Regions from separate parts of the Homo sapiens genome. Here region 2 is linked to region 1. A link is a loop called in an ENCODE intact Hi-C map of the cell type or tissue named here. Cell type or tissue: heart left ventricle. All regions are shown on one strand.

The links. A loop is a pair of places that touch in the nucleus more often than their neighbours do. Peaks named below come from ENCODE experiments on the same cell type or tissue, not always from the same donor. Only the 100,000 strongest peaks of a DNase experiment are listed, where the experiment ranks them.
Region 2: a loop joins it to region 1, with 6 times the contacts of the local background. A loop is called at or near these places in 38 of 110 quality-filtered maps.

Annotation. Positions count from the first base shown.
Region 1 is chr1:89,759,118-89,767,117 of GRCh38, forward strand. No RefSeq gene overlaps it. Among named protein-coding and RNA genes, the nearest start is that of LRRC8D, 58 kb to the right of the region's middle. RefSeq lists an enhancer at 3,617-4,117. In heart left ventricle, a CTCF peak has its summit at 4,036 (motif pointing left); DNase peaks (open chromatin) are centred at 4,014 and 4,466; H3K4me3 peaks cover 1,419 bases; H3K27ac peaks cover 1,675 bases.
Region 2 is chr1:89,596,060-89,604,059 of GRCh38, forward strand. LRRC8B (leucine rich repeat containing 8 VRAC subunit B) reads left to right here. Exons shown (of 6, transcript NM_001369817.2): 6 at 1-1,802. Among named protein-coding and RNA genes, the nearest start is that of LRRC8C-DT, 33 kb to the right of the region's middle. RefSeq lists enhancers at 2,144-2,660, 4,708-4,957. In heart left ventricle, CTCF peaks have their summits at 3,201 (motif pointing left) and 3,404; no DNase peak of the experiment used is centred here; H3K27ac peaks cover 442 bases.

The DNA.
Region 1 (8,000 bases):
AGAGGAATTGAGTTCACTTCATCTGGTGTTAACTGAAATAAGAGTTAATGTGCCAAATATCTTCATCAGTGACTAAAACTAAGACCACAGATTAGAGTGCCAAAGGGTGTAACTAGAAGGAAGTGTCAGCATTGCAGAAAAGAATGCAAAACCAGGAGGATCTCATGTGAAGGGCTGGCTGCCTAATGGATAAGAAATATGGCCAGAACACAAGGAAGGAGACTGGCGAGTAATAAAGCTGAATTTAAAGGCTCTCAACAAAGCCACCTTCTCTTGCAGGATTACCACTCCTCCTGCTGCTCTCAGGACAATTCCTGAGCGCGCTGGTGAGAGGCTATGTTCAATCATCCCCAGGGTCCTTCAGCTCTTCCTTCCCTGTTGAAGTAGAAATGAAGATCAATTTTACTTAAGTAAACATTTGGTTCTCACAGCCATAAGAGAGAAAGTTCGGTTCTCAGAGAAGTACGTACAACTTACTTCTCTTAAGACAGCTCCGTTTTCCTAAAGACAGTTTATGAACCCCCAAGAACCTACAATGTTCCCTGGAGCCAGTTTAAAGTGTTGAGTCCTCTCTGGTTCTAGGATTCTAGAAGGATCAAAGTTTATTAACAAATCATATAGCAACTACGACTGCCCAACTTTTCCACACAGTTTCTTCTCCGTAACCAGATCATGTTAATGTAATTACTATCAAAATTTAAATAAGTTTTTTTCATAGACATAGACAAGCTTACTCTAAAATTTATATGGAAAGGGAAAGACCCAAGAATTGCAAAAAACAAAAAAAAAAAAAAAAAAAAAAAAACTTTAAAAACAAGAATAAAGTGGGAAGAATCACGCTTCCAAATGTTAAGGCCCTATATATAAGTGCTGTATCCAAACAGTATGGTATTGGTAGAGGGAACAGGCAAAGCAATCAATCAGTGGAACAGAATAGAGAACACAGATATAGACCCACTCAAAATTCCCATTAATTTTAGACAAAGAAGTAAAAGCAATGCAATAGAGGAGAAACAGCCTTTTCAATAAATGGTGCTGGAGCAATTGGACCTAAACCAATACCAAAATTAACTCAAAATGGATAATTGACTAAAACATAAACATACAACTATATAAGAGAAAAATCTTTGGGGTGTAGGACTAAGCAAAGTTCTTAGACTTGACACCAAAAGCATGAGCCATAAGAAGAAAAATTTATAAATTGGATCTCATCAAAATTAAAAACTTCTGTGAAAGACCTTGGACAAAGGATCAAAAGACAAATTACAGACAGGAAGAAAATATTTAGAAATTACATCTCTAAGAAAGGTCTTGAGTCTAAAATATATAAATAACTCTCAAAATTAAGAAAAGGACTGCTTTTGTTTGAATGTTTGTGTCTCTCCAAAACTCATATGTTGAGATCTAAACCCCAAGGTGATGGTATTAAGAGGTGGGACCTTTGGGAGGTGATTAGGTCATGAAATGGAGGGCTCATGAGTGAGAACAGTGCCCTTATAAAGGAGCCCAAGGGAGCTTATCTTCCCTTTTCACTTAGTGAGGACGCAGGGGAAAAGAACTGTTCTAGGAAACAGGAAGTGAGCACTCACCAGAAACCAAATCCAATCTTGGACTTCCAGCCTCCAGAACTGTGAGAATTAAATTGCTGTTGTTTATAAGTCATCCAGTTTACAGTGTTTTGTTATAGCAGCCTGAGCAAGCCAGACAAGGGCCCAAGGCCTCCATCAGCACCACGTTTTATGATATGTGTTCTGTGAACCATCTGACTTCGGATCTTAGAGGAGGAGGTAGCAGAGGGATTGGTAAAATGCCGATTCCCATGGACTGCTCCAGAAATTCTGATTCCATAGATTTGGGCAGGACCTGAGAAATCTGCATTTAAAACAAACTCCTTGAGAGACTTTTTTTATTATTATTAAAGTTTGAGAACTCCCACCATGGCCCAATCTACCAAATTATAAAGGAAGAGCATGCTGGGCATGGTGGCTCATGCCTGTAATCCCAGCACTTTAGGAGGCTGAGGCGGGTAGATCACTTGAGATCAGGAGTTCGAGACCAGCCTGGCCAACATCGTGAAACCCCATCTCTACTAATAATACAAAAATTAGCTGGGTGTGGTGGTACGCGCCTATAATCCCAGCTGCTTGGGAAGCTGAGGCAGGAGAATTGCTTGAACCCAGGAGGCAGAGCTTGCAGTGAGCTGAGATCGCACCACTGCACTCCAGCCTGGGCAACAGAGTGAGAGTCCATCTCAAACAAACAAACAAAAAAGAAGAGCAGCATTAGAAAGAAAACCTGTACTGGGACAGTTGTGCCCTAAAGGGGCAAGCAAAAAGAAAGGGAATAAAGACTAGCAACAACCCAGAAGTGCTGTGAACAACAGTTTCTAAGAAGTGACCATTCTCTGTATTTATTAGGATGTGAAAGAAATGAAGTTCCCTCTCTCACACACACATTCGAGAATACAAGTCTGAGGAGAACCTGCTCTGGGTGAAGAATTTTTTTTATAATTCTCATATTCATGCTCAAGGAGCATGCACTCCTAGGCATATATTCACAAGGGGCTATGAGAGCCCTGGAGAGACCAGGTACTCTGAGGGTAGGACACATACTTTAGCAACTTGGGGGACACATTCTCAAGCTGAAATGGTGTCTCTGGAGCCCATACGAGTTGTGCCTGTGGGGGCCCCACAGACAGGGACCCTTGGCATTGCTGATAATTGAAGGGTCTGCCACAGAGGTCTCTAACATGACTTTCTACCACCATCTTTCCTGCTCACTTGCACATCAATAGACACACAGGTATATTGAGCAGCAGCTCTTCCTCACCTTGTCATCAAACAGTCTGTTTCTGCCTTCACCATTTTGCATCTGACCTTTCACAGGTAGCAAGAGAAGAGTCTAAGGAGCAGCAGGCAACGTGCTGAAGTGCAGAGCCAGGTCAAGGCTGGGTTTGTCTGAGCAGCTGGTGAGTAAGAGAGCTGTGACCAGGGCTCTGAGAAATATGGACAGGGGCCAGCCTGACAAAGACAACAAAGAACTGCCCAGGGGAAGGTGAAGAAGGTAACTGTCAACCCTTCAAAAAGTGAAATGGCGTTAGTAAGATGAAGGCCAGCCCATAAGAGATGCCAGCCAAGATGGAATAATGCGCAGATTTTCATCTAAGGGTGGGAATGACCTGTCGGCCTGATCCAGGCACACTGGCTTCTGAGATTCCCTTCCTAGCCCTGCCCACACACCCCCCACCCGACGCCCTTTCCCCAGCCTAGGTCCCTGAGTTTCTCATTCGTTGCTCACTTGTGTCTATTGTATGTCTTCTTCGTCAAAATCGAGCAGGGACTAATTAGCGGTGAAAGCAGAGACTCCAGCTCATTTCCGTTCACCTCATTATTTGTTTCTCTTTTGGGCTGAAGCCAAACAACAATCAAACATTAACATTCCCCCTGCAGAGCGGGCACACGGACACATGGGAGCATGTTACACACACCACACCCTCACAGCGTGCACACATGCACATGCACACACACACACCTGCTCCACTGCTATTCGGCTGTGCGAGGTCTCTGCGGCCCCGCTGTCTCCGGGCATCTAGGGTAACATCTCTTTCCATTTCAGACCTGGGACTGGTCTGAAACTGTATAATGGAATGGCCCTGGGCAAGCAGGGAAAGGACGTTGGGAATTTCCGGAAGCACAATCCCCCTGGCCAGCACTGGTGTTAATTAAGGGCGCTGCTGGTGTTTTGCAGGCAGCTGTTTCCTCCTCCGGCCCTCCTGTTCCCCGGGCCGCCTGGGCACCGGCGCCTGCACTCTGGCATTCATTGCTCTACCGTAAGCCTTGTTTCTAGCCGTTTTCAATCAAGTGGGAGACTGTCCAAATTTCCGTCTCAATGAAAATCAACTGTTCTAAATCTAAGCTCCCATTAAGCGTTCCAGGGGCTGGCCTGACTTGGAATTTAAGCAGCAGCGCAGCCCTCCCTGGAGTGAGCGGCGGCCGGGGCTCCAGATAAGGCGGGCCTGCCTCCTAGTGGCCAAGGTGCTGCAGGGCAGCTCTGAGGGCTGGAGGGCTGCGCAGCCGCCACCCGAGGACACGGGGAGGAGGCACAGTAAGAGAATCCTTAGAGCCTAACGCCCCCTTCTCCGTCGCTCTCGAGCCGCTCCAGTCCCCAAGTCCCATCCCCTTTCCTTCCCCGACATCTCTCCTCGTTGCCTCACTCTGGCTCCGTCGAACTGCAGTGGTCTGTTAGCTGGACTCTATCTCCAGCTTCTGTATCGAATCCATGCACCTCGCTGCCAATTCGTCTTCCGGACGCTCGTTGTCAGTCCTCTGTGATCTCTAATTAAGGCTCTGCTGAGTCTCCTCTTTATCTATAGGGAGAATCCTCAAGCGGGGAGACACACCCTTCCTGCAGAGGCGTATCGCCAGCCACGACAAGGCGAGCCGCGTTTCTCCCCACACTCCCCAAAAAGGCGATGACCCTCCCCAGGCCGCGCTCACGCTGAACCCCTGTTGCTGAGCTGCAGTTCCTGGAGGTGTCCTGTCCTCAAATGTGGGGATGCGGGGAAAAGATTAAGAAGGTAAAAGTTCAAACCAGGCAAAAGTTCAAACCTCTTGGCACTCCACAATGTGGCCTCAAGCTTCCCTTCTAGCTTTAGTGCTAGAGTAGAATGAAATGAAGGGTTGGAATGCCAGGTGTGCTACGTTTTAGTCATGGAACTGTATGAAAGGTTCTAAATTCTAAATGTCTTTACAGGGTTGTCATGGAGACTAAAAGAGGTCGCCGGAGTATCAAATTTAGCACAATGCTTGCCACATAGTGAATGTTCAATAAATGGCAGCTGTCATTTTCCTTCCCCCGTTAGAAAGACAACTGGTTTGCTCACAGTTCTGATACCGGCCTTGAACTGAACTTTCCATCTCTGCACCTCGGCTTTTGACACCCTATTTGCCTGGAGCGTCCACTATCACCACTTTGGTTAAAGCTACTGTCACCTCCTGCAATAGACTAATTCATCTCCCTGCTCCTGCCCACAGTTATTTTTAATCTAGCCACCAGAATTTTTTTAAGTGTAAATCAGATTATGTCACTCATCTGCTCAAACCCCTATTGTAGCTCCCTATTTCACTCGGTGTAAAAGCCAAAGCACTCACCATGTCCTGGAGGCCCTACATGATCTGGCTCTTTTCCCCCTTCATGTTATTTCCCATACCTTTCTCCCTTGTTCACTCTGTTTCTTCCACAATGACCAATTGCTTTTGCTGGAAAGCACCAGCAATTTATTAATAGCCTTTGTGTTGGCTTTTCCCTCTACCTAGAATATTTTCCTCACATACCTGCATAGCTCTTTCGCTTACTTTTTCATGACTTTGTTCAGTTGTCACCTTCAAAAAAAAAAAAAAAAAAAAAAAGCCAGCCAGGCATGGCGGCTCATACCTGTAATCTCAGCACTTTGAGAGGTGAAGGCAGCAGACAGCTTGGGCCCAGGAGTTCCAGACCAGCCTGGGCAACACGGCAAAACCCCATCTCTACAAAAAATACAAAATATATTTTTCGTAGAGGACGGTGGCACACACCTATAGTCCTAGCTACTTGGGAGGCAGGAGGACTGCTTGAGCCTGGGAGGTTGAGGCTGCAGTGTGAGCCATGATCATGCCACTGCACTCCAGCCTGGGCAACAGAGCAAGACCCTGTCAAAAAAACAAATAAATAAAAGCCAATCCTGACCACATATTTAAAATTTCAAACTGCTCTACTTTCCCCCAGTACTTCCAATCCCCTTTATCTTGCCCAACTTCTCCTTTTCCATAGCACATACCATATTCCTTACTACCTTCTAAAATAATATATATAACAAAGCCAACCATTGGCAAATAAATCTCTCATAATTTGCTGATGGGAGTGTAACTTGGTACAACTACTTTGGAAATCTTTTAGAGAGTATCTACTAAAGCTAAAAATACTTTATTTTACTCTTGTATATAAATCCAACAAATTGCAAATCCAACAAAAAGGAGTACTTTTTGTCAGATTTATTTTGGTCGGTTCTGTAAATATAATATGTTATATAATATATAATAAGATATATACTTATATATTAGTCACCTACTCATATAGCTATATAATCATATAATTTATGATCTAATCATATCACATATAATAATCTTAATTACTTTAATCATTTCACTAAACTAGGAACAACCCAAATGTCAATCTACAGTAAAATGAATAAATTTTGATTTTTTTCAAACAATAAGTACACAGCACTAAAAAATAAGTTATTCATGGTATTCATTAACAACATGAATGAGTCCAGAATCTAATATTGAGCAAGAGAAGTTGGAAACCAAAAAGTACCTCCTATATGATTTAATTGATTTGAAGTTCAAGAAAGGCAAGACTTCAATGATAGAAGTCAGAATAGAGCTACTTATTTCTCTAATTGGGATATAACCTAATCTTTCTGAAAACAGGGAGAATATTCATCTTGCAGGACTGCTGTGAAAATTGCAGATAATATATATCTAACATCTAGTACCAAGTTCCTAGCACAGAATATTTGCTAACGAAATTATTGTTTGTATTCATGTGTGTTCTTAATTCATGTTAGTTTGATAATTGCTAAGTAAAAAGATAGTTTTACTCAACCCAAAGGTTCTGGTTGCATCTGCCATTTGTTGCCACCCAATAGCCATATCCCTTTTATTCCTTACTAATAAAATCCATATTCTTTCTCAGGACAGCTATGTGCCCAGTCCTGAAAGATAAAGCATGACAAGTCTAAGCCAATCAACAAACTCTCATACCCTTTTGCCAGATATTCACTTTCCCAACTCCTCCTTGCAGCTAGGGGTGCCCATGTGCCCAGTTTTGGCCAATGAGATTTAAAGAGCAATTCTGATAGGTAATTGCTTAGGAAAGATTTCTCCTCTTTACTGAAAAGAGATAGACACACACTATCTAGCTGCCTCCTGTTTTCTGCCTTTGAACAAATGATTCCCAGAGCTGTGACAATCATATTTTTACCTTAAGAATCGTAAAGATAGTGACAGAGTCCTAAAATAACAGAGTTATCAGTCACCTACCTTCAGACTTTTTGTTCTAAGAGTTAATTATCTTTATTATTTAAGCCACCATTAGTTAACTATTATGTTACATGTAGCTGAAATCATTCCTAACTGTGACTGTTCCCTTATAAATTACTAGTGTACAAAAGAGAATCATAAACTGATAAGACATCTTACTGGGCTCTCTTTAATTTTCCCAGTGTCTTCATGGTCCTTTTTTCGTAAGTCTCTTCCTTACCCGTTTACTAAAATGTCATTTTCTAGTCAAACATCTTTCAATGGCATATGAACTCACTAATAAGACCAATAACTTTCCAAAGGCCTTTAGGGCTAAGACATACATTTAAAACTCAGGGAAATTCTACACCGTTGCTGACTCCTGTTGGAGGTTGACCAACTGCTAAACTCTGACAGTAACACATATTAACCTGCATTTGCCCACAAGCACACCAGTGTGCCAATTCTGTAAATGTAAATACACTGTGAGCAGGTGGTCCATCCAAGCAGGGCTCATTCCTGGTTGGCAAGGCAAATTACTATGATGTTAATGAAGTTCTAGGACCCCTCCCTTTCATGAGCCCTTTTCATGCTTGGGGCCCGAGAAATGTGTTCCCATAGTCATAAGCTTTTGTAAAACTTGGGAGCTATGTTAACTACAATCGGTTAAGACCTCTGTCTCTTTCCTCTCCAGCTTACCCTCTGTTACACTTGCTCTTCTGTAGGGTGGTCTTTTTGTTTGTTTGTTTTGGAGACGGAGTCTCGCTCTGTCACCCAAGCTGGCATGCAGTGTCATGATCTCAGCTCACGGCAACCTCCGCCTCCGGGTTTCAAGTGATTCCCCTGCTTCAGCCTCCCAAGTAGCTGGAATTACAGGCACGCACCACCACACCCAGTTAATTTTTTTTGTTATTATATTTTTAGTAGAAACGGGGTTTC
Region 2 (8,000 bases), 160 kb before region 1:
TTTTTTTCAAAATTGCAGGAGGTTGTAGATTAAATTAAGTATGATAGCACGTTTTTTAATTCATTAATCATGAAGTGCTCTGTTCCCTAAGTTATGACATTTAGAAGAAATCACATGCTCAACCTTAATCTGAGAACCTAAGTGTTTTTGAGCATTCCAGTAAAGGAGTAGTGTTCTTTTCCTAACTTACATCAGGGTACATCTGTGTGGCACACAGATACTATCTTTTCATTCTTCACTCCCAGTCTTAATTTCTTTCCCCTGTATGTCACTGTATTTTATGTCACTTCACATTGTGTTAAACAGGGTAAATAGAGATCCTCAGTATCTCAGTGCTGTGGCATAGCTCCAATAGGTGTGCTGTGGTGCACTGCAGTGATGTATTTGCATAACATTGTTTGATAGTGAAAAATTTTTTTTCGGTTCAAGTGTTTTGTGATTAAAATTTTATGTTTAATTAAAATATTGCATAATATTGATGGGTTCAAAAACCATTAAAATAATCAAACAATTATTCTGTGCCCTTAACATTATTTTCTTGTGTTTTCAATAAAATTTTCTTTTCATCTTTCCATCTTCACATTCTCTTAGCATCATCCTATGCACATAAGGTATGTTGTTTTCCTTCTCCACTCACCTACCGCACTAAATTTGATCAGCAATTGTACAGTAACAGAATATATTTGTGCCAGAAGATTTGCAATGATATTTGAGCATGTATTTATTTAGGAGGAAGCCAGTGCCTGTAATTATGTCTCATTGAGTAGTTTTACTTTGCCCATCCTGCAGTATTTAGAGCTGATCTGTACCCAAAGCAGGACAATGTAACTGTAGATCTGCTTTGTTTTCAGTAACTGTACATTGCATCAGAATCTGTTTATTTCTATCTGGAAACAGACAGAATGGTGGGGGAGGGAAGGAGTTATTTTGCATCCTAGTTTGTATTATGAAGTCATCATATATATATTTGAAATAGTATAAGCTAATTACTGTTGCAGAATGCCCTCGATATAATTATTTCTTTTCAGCTGGATGTGAAAAGCTGAAGCAGTGAAAACCTGCAGTCTTATTTCACTGGTTTCCTTCTGTTTCTTGTCCATCACTTCTGTATCCACAGGGAGCTATCTACTACATACCTTTGGTAACAGGCTACATTCTCTTCAGATTTTTTATATGAATAATTTCATCAGCACTAAAGCATTAACATAGAATAATGAGCCAAAGTACTGAGTCGAGATGGCTTTCAGTTGAGTTTAATTTCATATTTAACTTTTGCATTTAACTTGTATAATACACTACTGCTGAGAAAAACAATTATGAATGCCTTCTGCATGTTGTACATTATCTCTAACAGAGATGGTGCAATTTTAAGAATACAAAGGGGTATAGAGTTAGAATGGATGTGTTCGTGCATATATATGTTGTATTTAAATATTAATGTTTACAAGAAGATTTTTTTTAAATTCTTCAAATACTTCACTTAGTGAAATAATGGGCCAATCTGGAATAGAGACATTTTATTTGGTTAGTGCAAGAGTGAAAGCTAGCATTTGTTAACCTTCACATATTTATCTGTGTACAATTGTTTTTGCTTCTGGTAATGAATTATTAGAAAATGGAAGATTTTGTTCAATGTTTTTGGCCCTCAGGTTTACTGTGTAAATCTGCATTTTTGGTGGTAAATCCCTTTGCCACAGATTCAGTAGCTTTTGGTAAACTTCACTGTTTTTAAAGTACCTTTTGTGTAAAATAAAGATCCAATTTTTATAACAAATGGCAAATAAAAACAGTAAATGCTGGAAGAAGTTGACTGTACTAATTTTAACCAAGTTCCAAAAGTGATTCCCTCTCTCTTCTCATGCTTCCTTGTACTGTCGTACTGTTATTCACCAAATAATAGATTTCAGATTTACATGTGAATCTTACAACAATGGTATGAGTTTTCAAAATATGCTACCATGGCCACAAAATAACAAGCACCTGAAAAGAGCTGCGTGGATCCTAGAATACATGGGTTGCGGGGGGTAGTAGATCTCTCATGAGTGGGCCCGTCTTTCCTTGGAATTCATCAGGGACAGATGTTCATAGAACGCCTCATCTCTCTCCTTTCTTCTTGGTGCCTGTTTCTCCATTTCCTGTTTAACACTGAATTGTGAACCAGGTAAGCAAAAGCTAAAGAACTGCAAGACAGGCAATTCTGAGATGGTTTAGTCAAAGGTGAAAAAATTGAATTACTGGATAAAATAAGTACATGATAGTTTGAACTTTTCGATAGAAAACAGCCTCTCTCGGTCTCTTACATGCACACACACACACAGTTTCAGGACCACATTAGAAGGCTGATAGCCAGAATTTTGCTGGAATATATATAGACTGAATCAGATTATGAAGGAAAGTAACTTAGTTGTTCCCTGGCCATATTCTCTGAAAATGCAGTAAGTCATTCAAGAAAGGCTTCCCCCATCTCTAAGTGGTTCAGGAATGGGAAGTCTATTGAAATGAAGTGAGTGCCTGCCTCCAGGCATTAGCAGCCTTTCAGGGACTGCTAGGTGCTTTGAGATGCTGAAGTTATATGCTAACAGTCTGCCCAGCAGTGACATGGCCCCCTAAACACAGCAATAACTGTGGCTTCATGTACTTCAGCATTCACTTCCACATTTCAAAATGGCTTTTTGAAAAAGTGGTAAAGGGCTCAACTGGAAGGGAGAGACTCCGGTGCTGTTGAGGGCAAGGTTCCATTCTCTGGAGCGGCAACTTTTGTTATGGTTTGTTTCCTTCTCTGTTCCCACCTGGTGTTTTGTCACCCTCATTCCTGAGGTCTAGGGAAAAGCAGTTTATCCAAAATGCACAAAGCCAGACCTCAAACTCAAGTCCCATATTTACATAAGATCCTACATCGACATGCTAAAGAAGGATCAGAAAAGGCCACTTTAATATGCGTAGTCTTTTTAAAATGCAAATCTCTTTCTTTATCCCATGTTATCTCATCTTCCCCTAGACTCGAGTTATGTCTTTCTGCCTCCTAAATAGCAGAGATTCTATAGAGCTGCCTGTTAGCTCTTGAGATTTTCAAATTATTTCCTTATGATAAATACCTTCCATTTTGGAGCCCTTTGTATTCCTATAGGGCTCAATCCACATCATTTTTTTTACTCTCTACCTCCCTCTGCTGCTGAGAGGAGAAAATGTCAAATAGAAGCATGCCACCAACACCCATCTGTAGGTTAATATAACTCCAGATTCTTTCTTTTGGAAAAAAAGATTCATGCCTATCTTACTTACCTGCAAAGCCATCACAGATTCTCTCTGCTTTCCTTTAACACCAAACCTTCTGGTCAGCCCTATTTCCTCACTGAGTATTCACTTTTCAACCCACTTCTGTCCAGCTCTCCACATGTCCCAGTTTCTGCCCCTCCTGGTAATTTCTCTTACACAGATTACCAATCGCTTATTTGCCAAGAGCAGTGACTTCTCAGTCCTAGCCTCTGTAGGTAGAGTAGAAATGCTTTTTTAGGTTTATCAACATTTGTAAATCTTGGCCAACCTTCTTCCTCATGGAGCGTGGGCCTCACAATTGCAGGTGTAAAAGATTTACAAAGTTATGAATCAGCACTGACCCTGCAATTACTGTTTTGGAGCCTAGCCTCTCCTTCCTGATATGGTCCTTAAACCACAGCATCCAGTTTCTTGCTCCTATACTCAGTTTCTCCTTGCCTTCCCTTGCCTTTATCAAATGCAGCCCCCACGGTAAGATCTTGAGGATTCATTGGCCCTCACTTAATATCAGTAACTGTACCTCAAATGAGATGCACATAGCCCCATGCAGTTCCTGGCACCAAGATCAGACCATACCGTGTGGGCACCCTGGGCAGGTAAGTGTGTGGTACCCCTTTAAAAGAACATGCTTAGAATGTTTATTCAACATGTTTTTGGTAGAAATGGGAAAACTGGCGTTCTGTTGGAAAAAACAATCATGAACATTTTAACTATCTTTGTATTCCTTTTTCCAAAACTAAAACTCTATCTAGCAAGAATGAGAAAGAGTTTAAAGATAATTTAGCAGAAAGACAAGTGGGCCTAGGGGCTGTAGGGAATATGAGGTTTTACAGCTCACGGCATTTCTGTCGAATATCCCCAATCGACAATCAGTCTCCCGGGCCTTGTGAGCAGGCCTGTCAGCTGCTAAGTCTCCCTTCTTGTTCCCTTTCAAAGCATCCTACTCTCTTTGTCCCGCACCCTTATCCCTCCCAGATCTCACTCCCTCCAACCACTTTTGTGGGCTCTTGCTCTCTTTCGCTTGCTCTAGGATTGTGCTGCTCGGCATTGCCCCAACCACCATACTCCAAGCTTACGTATCCTCACCTATTACTAACTCCCATCTTCAAGAATATGAAATACCTATTATTCCAAGGATGATGCTTTAGCTTGTTCTCACCAAAATACATGTCTCCCAGTTATCAAGATTCTCTGTTTCTAGAAGGTAGTTTCTTGCCACAGTTTCAAATTTAAAATAAGAGACTTATTCCTTATGTTGAATGGGAAAAGGGCCAAGTTTCATTTGTTAGGCTGCTAACATAAGGAATTACATGTGGAAACCTGAGTTAACTGGCACCAAATTTCCAATTACTCCAATGACATGTAGTTACTCCTTGTAAATTAATACCCCAGGCACCTGTTTAAGTGCACTTACCCTTAGTTCAGCACAGCCTAGCATGTGAGTACCTTGGATATGGCCATGACTATTTTCTTCTCAACAGGAATGAACGAGTTACCATTGTGGTGTGAAAAACTGTTTCTCCCTTGAAATGCTTCTCAGTCATTAAGGAGTAGGTGGGAAGGTTTCCCTTCTGGAGTTTCTGAAACTGCACCACTAGTGGGGGACTAAACACCACCTGTGTGAAGGGAGTTTCCTTCTAGTCTTTCCCTGAGCTTGGGTTGGATTCACACCCTTGTCTGTAGTAATGCATAGAGAAACTTCTCAGATCCTCAAGGGGAGAAAAGAACAGTTCTCTTTTTCAAGTGGATCAAACCACACTTTTCATAATAGATTGAGCCTTTCTCTGGCAGTTGTTCTGTGAAAAGGGAAAGCCTAAAGAAGTAGCCACGTGAAGAATTGATGCAACACGCATTAAGTGGCCTGAGGAAAATCTGCTTGGCTTGTGATATCAGAGCAGCACAATGCATGTCGGGAACCTCACTGGTGGCTTCAAATTGAGAAAAGAGAATAATCTAACTATTTAGTTCCTGATCCTTGAGTTTGGAGAGCATCACTGTAGGAAGAAGTATTGAGGTGGTATATGACAATAACTTTATTTTGCACCTCCTGTGTGCCAGGCAGTCTGCTAGGTTTTCCATGTGTACTCTCTCAATCCAGCCAACAACCCTATTTGGTATGTTGTTCTGATTTTACAGGTGAGAAAGAAGACTTTCAAATTATTACCATCCCAAGGTCTCATGACTGCTGAGAACAGGAACCATATTCAACCTACAGGTCTGCATAGCCTGTTTCTACAGAGATTAGCTGAACATTAAACATCAACTTTATCCTCTCATAACCACCTTGGAGTTTTGAAAACTCTGGTTTTCAGAGCTCAGTGGTCTCGTCCAGTCTGCTTTGATCCTAGTGCTTCCTCCTGCTCTATAGCTATCCTAGTTTCTATCTCCTCAGCCATAGTCACTTCCTGTATGTTTTATTTTCCTCCTCATCCTCTAATGTAATTCTGGATTCAGAGATCTTCCCAATGAGAAGAAACCATGGAGAATTTGCTGAGAAGGAAGGGTTAAGTGGCTTGTTGGAGATCACAGCCCCAGTGATTTAGGAAGATGGTACCATGATCTGTGCATGCCCCCGTTGAGTGCTCTTTTCACCCTACTGTGCTGGCTCTGAAGAGCACAGATAATCCGCATTTCACCAAAGACTAGTGGAAGAGCCAGATCAGCACCCATGTCTCCCACCTAACTCTAGAATCTGTGTATTCTCTAATAAGCTGCATTCATTTTAGTTGTAATCTGCATCTTAATGATAATCCCTTCCCATGCACAGTGCATCACTGTACCAGAGAACTTTAGGCCATTTTTCCCATTTCACATATAAGCAAACTGGGCTCTGAAAGAGACACCTTCAGTGGTTACCATTATTGGGAACTACTAAAGCACCTGCCATGAGCTTTATAAATATCATTAATCCTTAAAGCATATCAAGTAGGCATTACCTCTATTTTACAGGTTCAGGTAGCTTAACTAACATACTAGATTATATAGCTAGCATAGCACATGGAAGAGTCAGGTTTTAAACTGGGGACTCCATAGCACCATAGACTCTACTTTTTGTATACTATGCACTGCCATGGTCATATGGCTAGTAAGTGGTAGGGTTGTGAGCACACTCTAGGATTTTAACATCTAATTCAGTATTCTGTTCTTTATAATGTGCAGGCTCTGAATATTCTGAATGTTGAAAAAGATTGATACACATGTAGACATGTGCATGCCTACACACAGAGTTTTAAACATTTTAGTATAATTTCTTCCAAATAACCCATTTATTTATAAACTTTGATTATTTTGAAAGTGCATAGTTTATATTTTAATGTTTTAACCTAAATCTACATTTGCTGTCATTAGAAGAATGGAGTGTCATGCTGGATTTCTGACCCTGTGGGTGATGTTGGATAATGACCCCAACCTCTTAAAAAGAGTTGTTAACATTTAGTGTTTTTTGTTTCAGTTTGCAAATGAGGCTCACGTCAGTTTGGGTTTTATTAGAGAATGGAAGTTCCAGTTTAACTCCCTGAGAGTGCTGATTTATTATAGGAAAATGCTGGCAAACATTTTAGACTTACAAAATGACTTCTAATCACAGTTCAGGCTAAATTTGTTCTTCTGCTGATTTAGAATGTTGGAGAGTGAGAAGAGTGAGGAGGAGGGACAAGTTAGGCTGTCCTTATTGAATTCATGCCACGTTCCAGATAAGAAGCTGCCTTCCTTGCCCTGGAAGATGCTGTGACCCTGGCTTTGCCTTCTGGCTGAATGCACTACGAAGCAGGAAGAAAGCTTCAACCCCAGCTCTAACAATCCACTGCCATTTAACACTGGTTCACTTGGCATTTCCCCTGAGGTTCTTCAAAACGCTAGCCCTTTGAAATGTTTGTCATGTCAGGTCCACGTGAGTCACCTGCTCAGGTGTCCCCAAGGCCCGTTACACAGTGGGACTGTGGCTCTAAGGGGTCCCAGGCCCTCTCCACTGAGCTCTTCTATGAAAGGAAGATGACTTACCAAACGACCTTACTGGGACTTTGCACTATTTTTAAATTTTCTTCTAGAAGATGAAAGAAATTAGCTCTTCTCCCTTTTTCTTTCTCTCTGGTAGTGAGTATAATAATTTCTCCTGATGAACAGAGTGTCCATGGAGAATTTTTTCATGCTGGAAATAAGGCAGATGGCTTGGGTGTTGTCTCAGATCATCAGTAAAGGCCCCAGCTAAGTTAATGACTAGAAGGGCCTGGAAGAAATTAACATGCTTCTCAGGGTAAGCTGTGGCTTGGGGAAGTTGGTGAGGATGCTGGAGGATGTCTGACAGAGGGAGAGAAAATAGGGTTCTTTTGACTTCTGGGCTTCAGCACTAGCCCTCGTGATCCTGCCATTTCCAGTGTGATCTGCAGTGTGATCTGCATGCACAGGGTAGCAGCCTAACTGAGCCTTGTGAGTGGGTGGGCTTGGATGCTCGCTAGCTGGCCTTCCAACTCCAATATTCTGATCTACATAAAATGCTGAGTGAGTGGGAAGTGTTGATCATGTTTAATACTGAGTAATTTTCTTAAGAACTTGAGTATGTCATACATTTCTTTTTTCAGCTTTGGAAATGATTCACTTTTATGACACATGAATAAGACTTTTATTCACTAAAGAACCTCAAGCATAATAGCAAGTGAAGGAGGATGGAATTATCTTAAAGGGCTGTTCTGCAGTGCCTCCCCGTCAGGAGAGCCAAGTAGACAGTG